2 separate regions of the Homo sapiens genome follow, and region 1 is linked to region 2. Evidence: read pairs that join two places in POLR2A ChIA-PET (ENCODE). Cell type or tissue: endothelial cell of umbilical vein. All regions are shown on one strand. Each heading gives the region's core, and the rest is flanking DNA. Links, peaks and the distances in the headings are about the cores only.

The links. Peaks named below come from ENCODE experiments on the same cell type or tissue, not always from the same donor. Only the 100,000 strongest peaks of a DNase experiment are listed, where the experiment ranks them.
Region 1: POLR2A ChIA-PET joins it to region 2 with 9 read pairs; 2 of 35 experiments call an interaction of 5 or more read pairs at or near these places.

Annotation. Positions count from the first base shown.
Region 1 is chr11:103,983,594-103,991,419 of GRCh38, forward strand. The region is part of intron 3 of PDGFD (platelet derived growth factor D); the gene reads right to left. Among named protein-coding and RNA genes, the nearest start is that of DDI1, 49 kb to the right of the region's middle. RefSeq lists a silencer at 564-757. In endothelial cell of umbilical vein, for the core only: no CTCF peak of the experiment used is centred there; no DNase peak of the experiment used is centred there.
Region 2 is chr11:103,802,758-103,810,583 of GRCh38, forward strand. No RefSeq gene overlaps it. Among named protein-coding and RNA genes, the nearest start is that of MIR4693, 43 kb to the right of the region's middle. In endothelial cell of umbilical vein, for the core only: no CTCF peak of the experiment used is centred there; DNase peaks (open chromatin) are centred at 3,004 and 3,544.

The DNA of each region.
Region 1 (7,826 bases), core at 1,196-6,195, 180 kb after region 2:
CTGCACAGCAAAAGAAACTATCAGCAGAGTAAACAGACAACCTACAGAATGGGAGAAAATTTTTGCAAACTATGCATCTGACAAAAGTCTAATATCCAGACTCTATAAGGAACTTAGATAAATTTACAAGAAAAAAATAACCCCATAAAAAAGTGGGCAAAGGACGTGAACAGACACTTTTCAAAAGAAGACATACATGTGGCCGACAATCACATGAAAAAACCGATCATTAGAGAGATGCAAATTAAAGCCACAATGAGATACCATCTTACACCAGTCAGAATGGTTATTAGTAAAAAGTAAAAAAATAACAGATGCTGGCAAGGTCGTGGAGAAAAACGAATGCTTATACACTGTCGGTGGAAGTGTAAATCAGTTCAGCCATGGCAGAAGACAGTGTGGTGACTCCTCAATGGCCTAAAGACAGAAATATTAATCCCACTCAACTCAGCAATCCATTATTGGGTATATACCCAAAGGAATATAAATCATTCTATTATAAAGACATATGCATGCATATGTTCATTGCAGCACTATTTACAATAGCAAATACACGGAATCAAGACATATGGTCATCAATGTTAGATTGGATAAACAAAATGTGGTATATATACACTATGGAATACAATGCAGCCATAAAAAAGAATGACACCACATCCTTTGCAGGGACATGGATGGACCTGGAGGCCATTATCCTCAGCAAACTAATGCAGGATCAGAAAACCAAATACAGCATGTTCTCACTTGAAAGTGGGAACTAAATGATGAGAATACATGGACACATACAGGGGAACAAGACACACTGGGGCCTTTCAAAGGGTGGAGTGGTGGAGAAGGGAGAGGATAAGGAAAAATAACTAATGGGTACTAGGCTTAATACCTGGGTGATTAAATAATCTGTACAACAAACCCCCATGACACAATTTTGCCTATGTAACAAACCTGCACATGTGCCCCTGAACATAAAAGTTAAAAAAAAGAAATGTGCCAAAATATTCATAGTAGTTGTGTTTAAGTGATGGGACCTATGGGTGTTTACTTTTTGTTTACATTTCTACATAAATCAAATACATGTTGTATAGATGTACTTTATTCCTTGAATAGCCATAATGTTGATTTAAAAAAACAGTAACTTGAGTACTTGATGGAGAGGAAGTTCATGTGGCTGAGGTGCTAAAAACTAGTTAAATATATTAAATAATTATATTTAATATATTTATATTTATTTAATATATAATATATTAATTTATTTAATATATAATACATTAATTTATCTAATATAGTTATATTTATTTACTATATAATATATTAATTTATTTAATATATTTATATTTATTTAATATATAACATATTAATTTATTTAATATAGTTATATTTATTTAATATATAACATATTAATTTAATATGTTATATTTATGTAATATATATTAATTTATTTGATATAGTTATATTTGTTTAATATATATTAATTTATTTAATAGTTATATTTATTTAATATATTATATATTAATTTATTTAATATATAATATATTAATTTATTTAATATATAATATATTAATTTATTTAATATATAATATATTAATTTATTTAATATATAATATATATTAATACACACACATATTTTTTGAGACAAGGTCTTGCCTTATCACCAAGGCTGCAGTCCAGTGGTGAAATCATAGCTCATTGTAACCTCAAACTTGGGCTCAAGTGATCCTCTTACCTCAGCTGCCCAAGTAGCTGGGACTACAGGCGTGCACCACCATGCCTAAATTATTGTCAAGTTTTTTGAAGAGATGGGGGTCTCACTATATATGACTAGTTGGTCTTGAACTCCTGGCCTCAAGTAATCCTCCTGCATCAGCCTCCCAAAGTGCTGGGATTACAGGTGTGAGCTACTGTGCCTGCCCAAGGGCTAGTGATATTTTTGACACGAATATGACTTTGACAGGGAGAAGAGGGCTTGAATTCTTAAGGAAATATACATGAGAAATGTAACAGCCAGGAATGAGAGATGAGGAATCCTGAGGTGACTAGGTTATCAGGGAATAGTTCTGTTTGTCTGGACTAAAGAATATGTGTAAGGAAAAGGGAGAATTGAAACTAGAATGTTAGGCTGTGGTCAGAACATGGAAGACTCTCAGTATCAGAGTGAAGTATCTGGACATATTTCCGTAGAAAACTGGGGGTCAGTCACAATTTTTCAACTGGAAAATATGATCACAGCTCTACATTAGCAGGTAGCCAGGTGCAGCACAGATTGGAGATGGGGGAGACAGGAGGGAGGGAGACCAATCAGGAAGTGATTAGCCGGGCCCAGCCAAGAAGCAATGATTACTTGATTATTTATTCATGTATCTCTCTTTCACAGAGGTGGCTCCATGACTTTTCAATTTTTCTTTTTAATGTTTTGCCTGTCTGGCTCCAATTTTCAATTGCAAAATAAGAAAAGATTCACTTTGAATCCGTAGCTCAATTTGCTCTCAGGTGAAAGGCACAATCTTGAGTGGAGGTTAGCCTTAATCTGTCACATTTCCACTGATAAAGGGAACATTTAGGACAGTTGTTTTCAAGGCTGGATGAGTCCTGTCTCTTTGATTGATTTCTAATTCCTTCATTCACCTAGGAGAGGAGACGGGTCTCTGAAGTTCATGGGATCTTTAACTTCCCAGTTAGAATGGCTGAATCTTACAGCAAATAGAGCAGGTCAGCTAGGTCTCCTTAGAGCCAGAGTGAGTACAAGAGTAGAACAGAGTTCCAAAGGACCGTTACCAAAGATACCTGATTGAAAAACTTAAAACATAAAACTCACTGTGGGCTCCCACCCTTTATGGGCACACAGCCCCTTGCTCTTTTGTAGGGGGGAACTCTTCTTTCCATATTACTGCCCCAGCCCACAGATATGGAGACATCAACAAGTATTTTTCCTTTCATCACTTGGAAAGCGCCTTTGCAAAGATTATAACTGAGAAAATTATGATGGTGAAAGAGATCTGACCTAACCGACTCCATCTTGCTTTTAACCTCCAAGCTGTCCTGATTCATTCCTGAGTGTAGGCCAAACTAACTTTGGGAGGAGCTTAGTTTTTAGTTTAACTAGGAAACAAAGACGGTAACAGCTCTTTCTCAAAACAAACCCCCTTCCTGACTGGGGACTAAACTGTCTTTACAGGACTAAGAAATTAGCCACAAGATTAGAAATTATGGTTTAGGAGTCATGCAGCTGGAGGCTGCAAGATTCTCAACCTCCCAAATTGCTCCTCGGGATAACATCACTATTCTAAAATCTAAGATCAGTGCTTAAGATATTTTGCAGAACCTGCACTGGATGGATCAGCTGGCACCACTCAGATCAATAAACTGGTTCATCTGGCCTCGTGGTCCGCAACCAGGAACTGACTGAGCACAAGAGGAGAGCTTCAACTCCCTATAATTTCATCTCCATCCTGACCAATCAGCACTCCCCACTTTCCAACCCCCCCCCACCCCAAACAAATTATCCTTAAAAACTCCAATCCTTGAGTTTTTGCAGAGACTGATTTGAGTAATAATAAATCTCTGGTCTTCCATACAGCTGGCTCTGTGTGAATTAAGCTCTTTCTCTATTACAATTCCCCTGTCTTAATAAATTGGCTCTGTCAAAGCAGCGGGTAAGGTGAACCCGTCAGCTGGTTAAAACTTCTTCCATCCTCCTTCCTTTCCCACCCCATTTCTCTTTTGGGTTGCTGCTTCTAGGATCAATCACCGGGAAAGGTCTAGGCTCTCCTCTTCTTCCTGAGTCCACCTGCTAAGCACAATGTACCTCCTTGCTGGCTATCCCACCTAATTGTGACTGTTTATGACCATTTGTAACCAGACTTGTGATCTTCCATGCAGTAGGAAGACTGTGTAAGTGTACCCATGTTTGTTTATCAACCTTGAGCCCTCCCAAGCATCCTTGAGTCTGAATTTGCATCATAGTTGTTGTACACTTACCCTGTGGCTTTTCATTCCACCCAAGTTCTCCATTCTAGTTTTACTAGAAAGACTTAAGCTTTAGTATTTCTTGGACTCACATTAATGAAACTGCTACTTTTGAGTCCTTTTGGCTTCTTGTATCTTTTGCCTAGTAGCTAAAATAAAGAAAGGCTAGTAAGTGATTAGCACCATTAACCTGCAACACTCTGAATTAACTCATCAGGATACTCTGAAATGCCTGCTTTTTCAGGCCTTTATGCAGGCAACGCCCTCTTCCCGGGATGCTGTTGCCTCCCTGACACAGCCCAGCAATTCGCTCCTTTGTGAGGTTAAATGCCTGTCTTTCTTGTGTGCCCCAAATACTCCATGCACATTTTATCACTGCAATTCTCCCTGCCTTATAATTGTGTACCTTTCTCTCCCTCAGGACTATCATTTTCTTATTATCCACAGTAAGTCTTCAGACATATTTGTTGAATTTATAAGTGAACGATAGGTGGAGACATTTTTTTAATACCAAGGTTTCACTTCATCACTAAGTAACACTGCTTTGTTTTTGACATATCTTAAATATGCAAGCCATTTTCTAAAATAGCTTGAATAGCTTTTTCCTACTTCGTTTTCCTCATTTTCTTAATCTATCAAAATATTAGTACACCAAAGACCACAGATATACAGGAAAGGTTATATGCATATAAAGAGGCACATTTATCTAAAAATCACTACATTTTTTCTGGTTTTCAAGGATAAAAGTTTACTTGTTGCATGCCCATATAATTAGATACTAGATAAACAGGATACTGAACTTTCCAAGTGTCATTACACAGCATCCCTCTCAAGCTGGAAATGTGTTTACTCAGCACATCGGGGAGTCATCTGCTCATATGATCAGCAACCAGGGTTTATGAAGAAAATTACAGCAGTAAAGTATTATTTCAAACACTGCTTGTGTCAGGACTAGTCAACATGCAAAACATTCTCAAAGTCAGATAACACACAAAGGCAGCAAGTGTGGGGTACTTAACCGCGCCCGTGGATACAGAGGATGTTATGGATGAGATTCAGGGGCCTCCCTGCAACTTTACGCACAACTTCGGATATATTTACTTTTCTGTGGAGTGGGTCCACAGCTTTCATATCTCAGGGATAGCAGCACATATGTATGAGCTCTGTGACCACAGGCATGCTCCTAACCTCTGTGTTTTCACTGACTCATTTGTAAAGTTACCTAACCTGTGTTTATTGAATCACTTGTAAAATAACAGGATTAGCATAAGCATTAGATCTCTAAGATAATGCAGCTTTAAATTCTATATTTTCCCTAATCCATGCTTCATGGAGATGCATTCATGCAAGACTTAGTAGTAACGGAATATTTACGACATGTCAGGCATTGTATTAAATACTTCACATACAATGCCTCATATGTGAAATCCTCAAAGTAATCAAAAAAGGTTAGATACTATTATTCATCTTATTATTATTATTTTAGTATATTTAACATATTATTATCATCATCAGGACTGTCCCACCAAATTATAATTTCTATAAGGGCAGGAACCTTGTCTGTTTTATCATATTCTTCCCTGTCCTATGAACTCTATCAAAGTTCTCATATGTACTGTATTTAGGTTTTAGGAATACAATTTGATTAACATAACCTTCCCAAAGAGAACACTAGTTCATCAAAATGATCTCTGTAATTGGTGAAATTTTAGAATATTTGTGAAATAGTGAATAAGAACACCTATATAACCCTGCCTATAATATCCTGCAACAGCAAGAATCTGTTCTTAAAGAATGTGTGCTTCAACCAGTATCCATGGAAGTGCCTTCATTTTCTCTGCGGCCTAGGCTTTCCAGCCCAGGACAGCAGCATTCACCCAGGGGTTCTGGTACATACATTTGTCCCTCTTGCTCTGCTATCCTCCTGACCACATCCCTGGCTTGCTTTGTGTCCAGACAGACAGATCCTAATTGCAGTACATAATGAAAACTTTAATAGAGTTCATGGGACAGTGAAGAATGAAATTTAATATAATCCTGAAGCAAAGGAAAATTTGACAAAGGATATGGCTGGGTCCATAAGCAAATGGTAATGGGTGAGGGGAATAAAGGGAAAATTGGGCTCTTCAGGGTTGGGAAGCAGAAGAGGAACAGGTAGGCAAGAAGGAATGGGAGGACACAGAAAGTGAGGTGAAATGAAGTCCCATTATAATATTGTTTGGCTCTTTCTAGTCATGCATGTGTTTCAATGCATTTTTGAACAGACTTTTTATTGAGCACCTTTTATGTGCCATGCACTATGATAAAACATACAAGTTTCCTTCCCCATAGAAATTATAATTTGGTAGGACAGTTCTGATGATGATAATAATGATTAATATACTATAGAATAATAATAATAAAAAGATAAATAATAGTATCTAACCCTTTGGATTATCTTTGTTTAGTGTCTTATTGATACTTTTGTAGCATCTCACCTTAGCTAACCCTCTGGTTTTAGCTACCTTATCCCATCTAAGTGCTGAAAGACTTGAGAGATATCCTCAGTAGGATGGTCTGAGATAAAGATAAGAAACCTTCCTCATCTTTGACTGAGAGAGGAGTGACCTACTGGGTTGCTTCCCTCTCTTGTCTTTGCTTCCTTTCAGCAGCCTGAATGCTAAGGCACCAAGAAAATCATCACTCCAAGGGAAAGGTGCCTTCTCTTTTCTATTTTAGGGTCTTAGCAATTGCTCTCCTTTTGCTTAGTGCACTCTTCTTCCATAGCTTTGCGTCATTGCTTCCTAATATTTCAGGTCTCCATTGAAATTTTACATCCACAGATCATCCTTGACTCCCTAGCTGGAATGGGCTCCATACTAGTCACTCTCCAACACACTATTTTCTTTTATCTGCCTTTATTGAGGTTTGAATGTTTCTATGTATGCATGTACTTCGCTGCTTACATGCTTATGATCTATTTCCTCCCACTGCTATGAGTATTCCTGACAGCAGAGGTTCTGCCTGTCTTCCTCACTGCTGTATCTCCAGGGCACTGGACATGCCTTGTCTGGCTTACAGTAGGCATTTATGAAACTATATTGCAGCTCTTGCAGCTCTGAAATCTCCAGTGGGATATATTTGAGGGAAAGAAACTGAGGTAAACAGAATCTGCTGTAGGGATTACTGTCCTCACTCTGACAGTCCTTGGCTATATATATATAGTCCTGGCTGAAGTGCCTAAAATACCATGGGTGTTCCGAATAGTCAATTCCGAAGGTCAATGGTCCTTTACTCTCTAGCTTTGTTTAAGAATTCAGCTTAGGGCCAGGCGCGGTGGTTCACACCTGTAATCCTAGCACTTTGGGAGGCTGAGGCGGGCGGATCAAGAGGTCAGGAGGTCGAGACCATCCTGGCTAACATGGTGAAACCCCGTCTCTACTAAAAATACAAAAAATTAGCCGAGCATGGTGGCGGGTGCCTGTAGTCCCAGCTACTCAGGAGGCTGAGGCAGGAGAATGGCAGGAACCCAGGAGACGGAGCTTGCAGTGAGCCGAGATTGCACCACTGCACTCCAGCCTAGGCGACAGAAAGAGACTCCAACTCAAAAAAGAAAAAAAAAAAAATTCAGCTTAGGAGGATGATGCTCACCTTTATTTTGCTGTTGATAATATTGCTTTTGTTTTACCAACTGGTAAATTTTAGGTGAGCATAATTAGAGTCTGCAAAAGTTATTATAATTGATAATCTTATCTTTTTCAACCCCTGGGCTGTTCTCCTCCTCTCTTCCTTCTCCTCCTCCCTTCTCCATCTTCTTCCTTTTCTTCTTTTTCTATTTTAAATAATCATTTTTATGTAAAACCATTCTTCATTTGAGTTTTATTCCC
Region 2 (7,826 bases), core at 1,535-6,534:
GGTAAACAATAGATTTACAGTGACAATAAACAGACATGCAAACACACACACACACACACACACACACACACACACACACACACAGAAGTTCCTTGACTTTGTCCCCACTCACTCTATAGCCACTCCAGCCTATTCTCAACCCCCAACTCTATCTCTTCAAATTCCTCTCAGAGGAGACTGAGAAGGAAAGAACTGTTTCTCCTGAGTGAAGGAGGGCATCCTTTACCTACCCTATTGGGTCTGTTGTTTCTTTTTCTCTTCTGTGGTCCACCTCCCAGAAGTGATGCTGGCTGTTTCTGCCATCTCCCACCATGGCTGTGGAGAAGCTACTGAAGGAAAATATCTTCTACAGCTTCTTCTCCTTCCAGACCCAGACTGCCACAGCTTGCAGTTCAGTCTATTACATTCATTTCTTAACTTCTCCAGGTTCCCACGGTCACCCTGGGGTGGGGCAAATGCTTTCATATGATTACCATTACAGGGGCTGCAAAGCAATGCTCCATTGAGCTGTCAATGTCTGACGGAAGCTTTAGTGAGTCAATTCTTCAAGATTTTTTCCACTCTTGATTGCAGTCCCTAATCTTGTGACTCAGACGTGAGTCCAGAGAGACATCTTGTTAATCTGTATTCTTTTCCTTTAGGATAAGTTCTTTCTCAGGAGTGTTGATGTAGATAATTCCCCATGGAAACAGACAGTTGGTCCACCCTTCTCAAGAGTTCCCAGGTATGCCTACCTCCTGGAGAGAACCCAGTGTGACTATCCAGATAGGATTCCTATTTAAGCCTACCTGGGCATCCTAAATATATTATTCAGAACACCATTAATTCCCCAAATCACGGTGTTTCACAGGGCAAGGAATCAAGATTCAGATGCAAATTATTACAAAGCCAAAGAAAAATAACTCTGGTGAGGGCCTTTAAGCTTTAGCAAATAAGAATTTATAGAAAGAAAAGTTCAAGTCAAATCATACAGGGCTCCTAAAGCACTTTTTAACACCTATAATGCAGTAATTTTTTTCACACACAAATCCCCAGAAGTTAGTTTAAAAGGAAATATCTTTATAAATTATGAAAGTAGGTTTGGGGGAGGCAACTTTCCCAACTCACAAATTCTTGTGCGCAAAAATGTTGCTCTCTCTGTTTTTCTAAAATTGGACTTAATTTCTACCTTGAATTCTATTTCTGCAGACTTCTCTAGGGTGATACACTACTCAGTGTTTTCTCAGTCATTTAAAATTTAAACTCAGCCAGATTAAATAACTCCTCCCTATCCCAGCAGCAGACTCAAACTAAAACATTATAGCATTGGTAGGAAGAGGAAGTAACCAGCTTCTGTAATATTTTATTCCAAATCCTTATAACTCCCACTTAGATCAAAGCTTTTGAACTTACAATTAAGAATATACAGTTTTGGAGTTTGGAGTATCCTCGCCACTCCACCATGGGACAAAGTCATCCTTATGTCTCTTAGCTAAGTGCAGAGACTGTTGTAGGATTAAAGCAAACAGAGGATACATTTCATGTTTTTTGTGGTATTTCTGTCACGTATCACCCCACTAGATAGGCCAGATCAAGGCCATATGAAGGCAAAATGAGGAAGAGTAAGCAAGGCTATAAGCATTGGCCATGGCCTTTCCTGTAGCCACTCGTCCTGTGACCCCTTGGGGAAAAGATTGAGGTTTCTGCTGGCTCTCCCAGAGGTTCATATGGGTGGGAGACTCTGTGTTCTGCTGTCACTGGCTTCTTTCAGGAGCGGAGGCCTGCTTTGTCTAGTACACTTTCTCCCCACTACACTTTCTCCTCCACAACTACACTACACTTTCTCCTCCACAACTCTCCCTGCTTCTCTCATTGGCCACATCATGTTCCCTCATTATCTCTAACCTCAGTCCAACTCTTTGCTTCCCCTCCTTCTGCAACAAGATTCCCATATATCCAATTCTGTATTTTCTAAATGTTATTATTATTTAATAGGTTTTAATTCTATAACCCTCCTTCTGTCTGACTTTTGAGTATATTTCCATGTTTCCCACATTATTTCTTCCGTGTGTGGTCTCTCTGAGAAAGAATGATATTGGGATGCATCCTGCAGTTGGCAGTCGATATATCTCTCTCTTCCATTAGATGATGAGTTCCTTAAAGGTAGGGACCATATATGACTCATCTCAGCACTCTCTACAGAGCTGAACACATAGTAGGTGTTCAATACACGTTTAGTGAATACTTAATGAATGCATCCTGTCTGCTAATAAAGAACTCCAAACATCCTCTGAAAACAATCACCTGGGCCGGGCACGGTGGCTCAGGCTCATGCCTCTAATCTCAGCACTTTGGGAGGCCGAGGCGGGAAGATCACGAGGTCAGGAATTTGAAATCAGCCTGGCCAATATGGTGAAACCCCGTCTCTAGTAAAAATACAAAAATTAGCCAGGCGTGGTGGCACATGCCTGTAATCCCAGCTACTTGGGAGGGTGGGGCAAGAGAATTGCTTGAACCTGGGAGGCAGAGGTTGCAGTGAGCCGAGATCGCGCCACTGCACTCCAGCCTGGGTGACAGAGCAAGACTCCGTCTCAGAAACAACAACAACAACAACAACAAAAACCCAGTCATCTGCTTGTAGTGCATATACTCAAGGTGAAAACCACAGGCAATTTGCAGTCATCTAAATAATTTATCATTAATTCCTGATTTGCTAGTACAAGAATATATTGTTTATTTTTTTTTCCTAAGCAATGATTTAAAGCCTGTAGATCAAGAGACTTTGGAGTCCTACACTAACAGTCAGCTTCCTTGCTCGAGTGTGTGAAAGGCTACTGATTTCCTAATATCACAACAGAGCCTCAACAATAATACTGTTTCCTAAGAGCCTCAACAACAATACTATTTCCTAAGCTACACTCCAGTTTTTTCCCTCTATTTTCTGGGATTGAACTACATAACAGGTATTATGAATTAAATTCACTGCTTGCTGTGCACCTATTACCATATACACAGAAGTCAAAATACAGAAAATAGTAGCATATGACAGTCTCTCAGTCCTTTACCCAATGTTTACAATGTGATTTGATTGAAAGAATTCTAAGCACTTTGTGGGTTTATAGATCCCTTTAAAATTCTTTGAGTTATGCATTAACCTTGACTTAAAGCTGAATACACTAACATTTGTTTTCTGAGCAATTTATCCAGTGTTGGATATGGTAGGTAGCACAGAAAGAAACAGTATCTAAATTCTTTTATTTGCAACCTATAACATTCTGTTTGTCTGATTATGTTGTGTTTTGAAAGGCACTTGTACTGATAAAGCTTGTAGTAGTACTTACCAAAATGAATTAAAAATAGGCTTAAGCCAAAGTTCCAAATACAGTTTATTTTAGAAGACAGAAGGACAACTAGACTCTCACCATCTCCAAAATTATAAAAAAAAACTATGAGTTATTGCAAATACTTAGAAGTCATGTTTTTCACTGTGTTTTGCTTTTCACATTTTAATATTCACTGAAACACTACTAGTTCACTTATTCTTACTCCTTGAAATAACAAAGAGCTGTGACTCAGTGCCAAACCGAAACTAACGTCAACATTAACTGATGCAGTCTTGTTAAGTAAGCTTAGCAAAATATCTGTATTCCAAATGTTAATAAATACCAACTGGCCTTTACTAGGGTAAAGTTAGAGATAATAATGTTACATATTAATGACTTTCTTCCACTAATGAATAGAAGCTATTCTCACTAACTAAATAGCATCACTTGGAACTGGAATTTTAGTTGAATGTTTAATAATTTTGAGATTAAGTCAAGAAAACGAACAGAAACAATTGATATTTGTGGGGCCATTGATAATTCTGAAGTTTTCCCAATAGTCAGCCCTCAAAAATGCAGTCTCATAATTCACAATATCTGACTTGACTGTCAGGACTTGTCTAATTTGGCCATGCCAGCTGGCAAGGATATTAGCCTCTTCTCCCGGAACATCACAAGCCACTTGGATGTAGTAGAATTCAGTGGTTTGAAGCCCCGGCTTTAATTCTAGCTCATCATTTTATTATCTATGTGGTCCTCAGCAAGTTGCTTAATTTCTCTGAGCATCATTTTTCTAACTTGTAAAATGGGGTTCAGAATATTTGTCCTTATATAAGAATTAATATAAATGAAGTGCTTAGTGTGGAAATAATTACTGCTCAATAAATAATATCTAGTAAGCAGATTTTTATTGAGGATAAATACTCAGGATGTGATTCTCATTCTGTATTATTTAGAGTCAAATGTGACAATGTTTGGTGTCAGCATGAAAAACCAAGAGTAATGTAAATATTCGGTGAATGATTTGACAATAGTCATGGTTGAGAAGACAAGATTAGTAGCAGAAGAGGGACAACAGACGTGGAAAGCTATAAAGAAAAAGTGTTTTTTTTTATATCTAAGAAGATTTTAATCTAGAAATCTTTATGAGGGGACAATCTTATTGTGCCAGAAGAACAAGTATTTATTGGGAATGTTTATATGCAAACCCAGATGCCATAAGAGACATAGTGAAATTTATTCAGTAAGTATTTATTGTGTGTCTACTATGTCTGGGACTGTTCTACATACTGAAGTAGGAGCAGTGAATAACCAAGTCAAATTCTCAGCCCCTGTGGAGTTTACATTCTGGTGTAGGAAATACAAAGATAGTATTCCTTTTTTCAAGGCATTTACTATTTCTGTAAGGAGACATGAGCCTTTGCATTAAAAGAGTATAAAATAACAATAATAACAATAATTGCAACAAATGACACGAAAATATCCCTAGGAGACTGAGTGGAGTAGTGGAAGGAATTCAGGTTTCAGCAACCAAGAAATCTGAGCTCTAATCTAAGTCCTGACGGCGCCTTTGGACCTTGGGACAGTATAGCATTTTATTCAAGTACCATACTCTCTTCTGTAAAATGAGCACAATAATAGTTACTTTATAAAGCTGTTCTAATGACTAAATGTGATTACATGTGTAAATCCCTTTATAGAGTAGCACAGATACATGAATATCCTTACTGAGAAGGACAGTTGATTGATGCCTCAAAAGACGGCAGGATTTGGCTAGACAGAGAAGAGAAAGAGCATTCTAGGCCAAGAAAAGAGCTTGATGAAGGACACAAATTTGGAGTTGCATACAGAGTATTTGGAAGAAAGTGAGTGGGATAATTTGGCTACAGTAGAGAGTTCACATAGATAAGTAGGTAGAGAAACAACTCAAATAATAGGTGGTTCTTAGATGACTCACAAAGGAATTTCTGAGAGTTAGAATAGCTCTCATGCATATGTAGACACTGAAACACAGTGTAATTAAGTGAATTACCCAAGGTTATATCATTAACAGTGAAAGTAGAATCCCAATATCCATCTGGCTCTTTGTCTCCTTGATGGCCTGGCCAGTGGTTAAGACCATGTATTATCAATCTCCTTGTCAATTCATATTTGAACACTCATAGTCTGTTAGGCAGTTTTTATAATATACAGCAAATATTCTAACCAGCCCTCTAGTTTAAGTATTGCATTTATGGCAAGAAAAAGCAATTCTGAAACAACCAAGGGGAATGAAAAACAAGCGGCTATTTCTCAAAAATGAGATGGTGCTTTGCAAAAATGAACTAACTTTATGATGCCATCTGGAAAATGCTTTTGTATTCCCGATACAGTGCACTGAGCATAACTTAAAGTTGACTAACTAGCTCTGAAATGCTCTCTTCTGTTTCCTCACATATGGATGTAGCCTACAGGAATAAGCGTTATTAGTCCTTGGACAGGACATCTGGTGTGACTTCTCAGCAATAAGGTGTACAATTCTTGGGTGAATTTCAACAGAGCACATCAGCCTAACTTTGGAAACTTTTCAGGGTTGAGCCAGTCCATGGTGATTGACCTTTTTCAGAAAGAAACTAGGCTTCCAAACCAAACTCTAATCATGGAGATTCTGTCTTCCTTCTATCCCTCCTTTCCTCCTTCTCTTCCTTCCTTCTAACATTTAAAGTCTTAATTCTGACATTACACACAGTGTAATGCACAGTGGTATACTTAGACAGAATTAAGACTTTCAAATGAAATTGAACCCTAAGATGTTATATCATAGTCAGACCTCTTGGCGCTTAGGGTGGCAGATGTTCCTCACAGTTTCTTCCAAAGTAGCAACAGTCTTTTTGCATAATTTATTGTAATTGGATATTGGAATTATGAACAGAGAAATTCTTCTCTTCTTTAAAAATTAGTAATAGAACCTAATTGTAACACCAGTAGCTTTAGAATCTCTTAAAGGAAAAAACCTTCATTAATTTGCTAAGAGATTAAGCTGAAGCTAACTTTGCTTTATAAAAAAGTTGCCAATAAAATAGCCTAATACTTGCATAGAGGAACATTTAATTTACTGAAAAGAACAAATTGCCTTCAAACAATTTAAAACACCAATTAATGGATAAACAACCAATATGTTAAATACAAATCATTCTTCTCTATTTATTGAAGTAGCTTCCCAACTCCTTTGCTTGACAACACTTAATTAGCCTAACTTGAGTTGCTTTATTTAATTGAAATTAATAGAACTAGGTTTCCTTTAAAAATATTACTTTGTTAAGACTGATTCCCTCATTTAGTCTAAATAGTGATTATTAATAAAATCTGCTTTTAAAAATATTTTTGACATTTACAATAATAATCAACATGTTATATATTTACATGAGGACTGATTATTTGGTTGTTAGTTATGTGGACATTTTTGCCTCAGTTTAACTCTGACTACCCTTTTAGGGGGTGGAAAAGTTTCCTTAGCCACTCTACAGACAAGACAGAAAGTAAATCTAGGGACTTTGGCTAACAGTCAGTATCTCTTATAAAAATATTTCCTTGGAGAGAATGAAGGTTGAAATGCATATCTGAAATGATATATTGGTTTTCTATGCTGTGATACTATGGCCGGCAAAAATGATGGCTTGGTCATAAGTCAATTTATTCTTATTGTAAAGGGTCTAAATACAGGGAAAGTAGAAATACTACATCCTTTGGGATCAAACAAAGTTGTTTCAACCCTAGCTCTACCATGCGCTATACCTGAAAATAAACTTCTCCAAGCCCCATCTGAGTATAAGATTCAGATAATAATAGCTATTTAGCAACTGCTAGATCACATTTATTGGTGTGCTCACTACGTGCCAGAGACTGTTCTGGGGACTTTATGTATGTTAGTTCATTTAATCCAACCCTCAAGCTTATGAGGTAGATATTTATAACCCCATTTTATAGATGAGGAAACTGAGTCACAGGGAGGTTAATGAACGTGCTCACAGTCATACACTAGCAAGTGGGGATGCTTGGGTTCTAGCAGAGACAGCCCAATGCCAGACTTCACTTTCTAAAGAGTTCTGGAATTTGAAGTGAAGATTAAAGTGGTTAACCTGTATAGAAGGCTGGCGTATGACCTCACACAGGGTAAAGTCTTATTAAGTGGATTTCTCTTAAAATTTCTGGCTACTTCTCAGCCTCCTTTCTGGCTCCTTTTCCTATTCTAGGCTTGAAGATATTGGACTTCTTCAGGGAGTCTCTCCTGGCGCCTTCCCGTCTCTATCCACACTCTCCTCTGTGACCTCCTCCACTACCAAGCCTGTAAATACCATTGCTATGCTGATGGCTCCCAGTTCTCCATCTCCAACCCTAGCGCTTCAGATTCATACTCTCTATAGCTTACCTGTCATTTACATTATATCTAACAGGCAACTCAAACTTTCACAGCCCTGAACATCATGTTCAACTTTTCTCCTTCAAATCTGCTTTTCCCTTCAGTCTTCCTCATACTCAGAATAT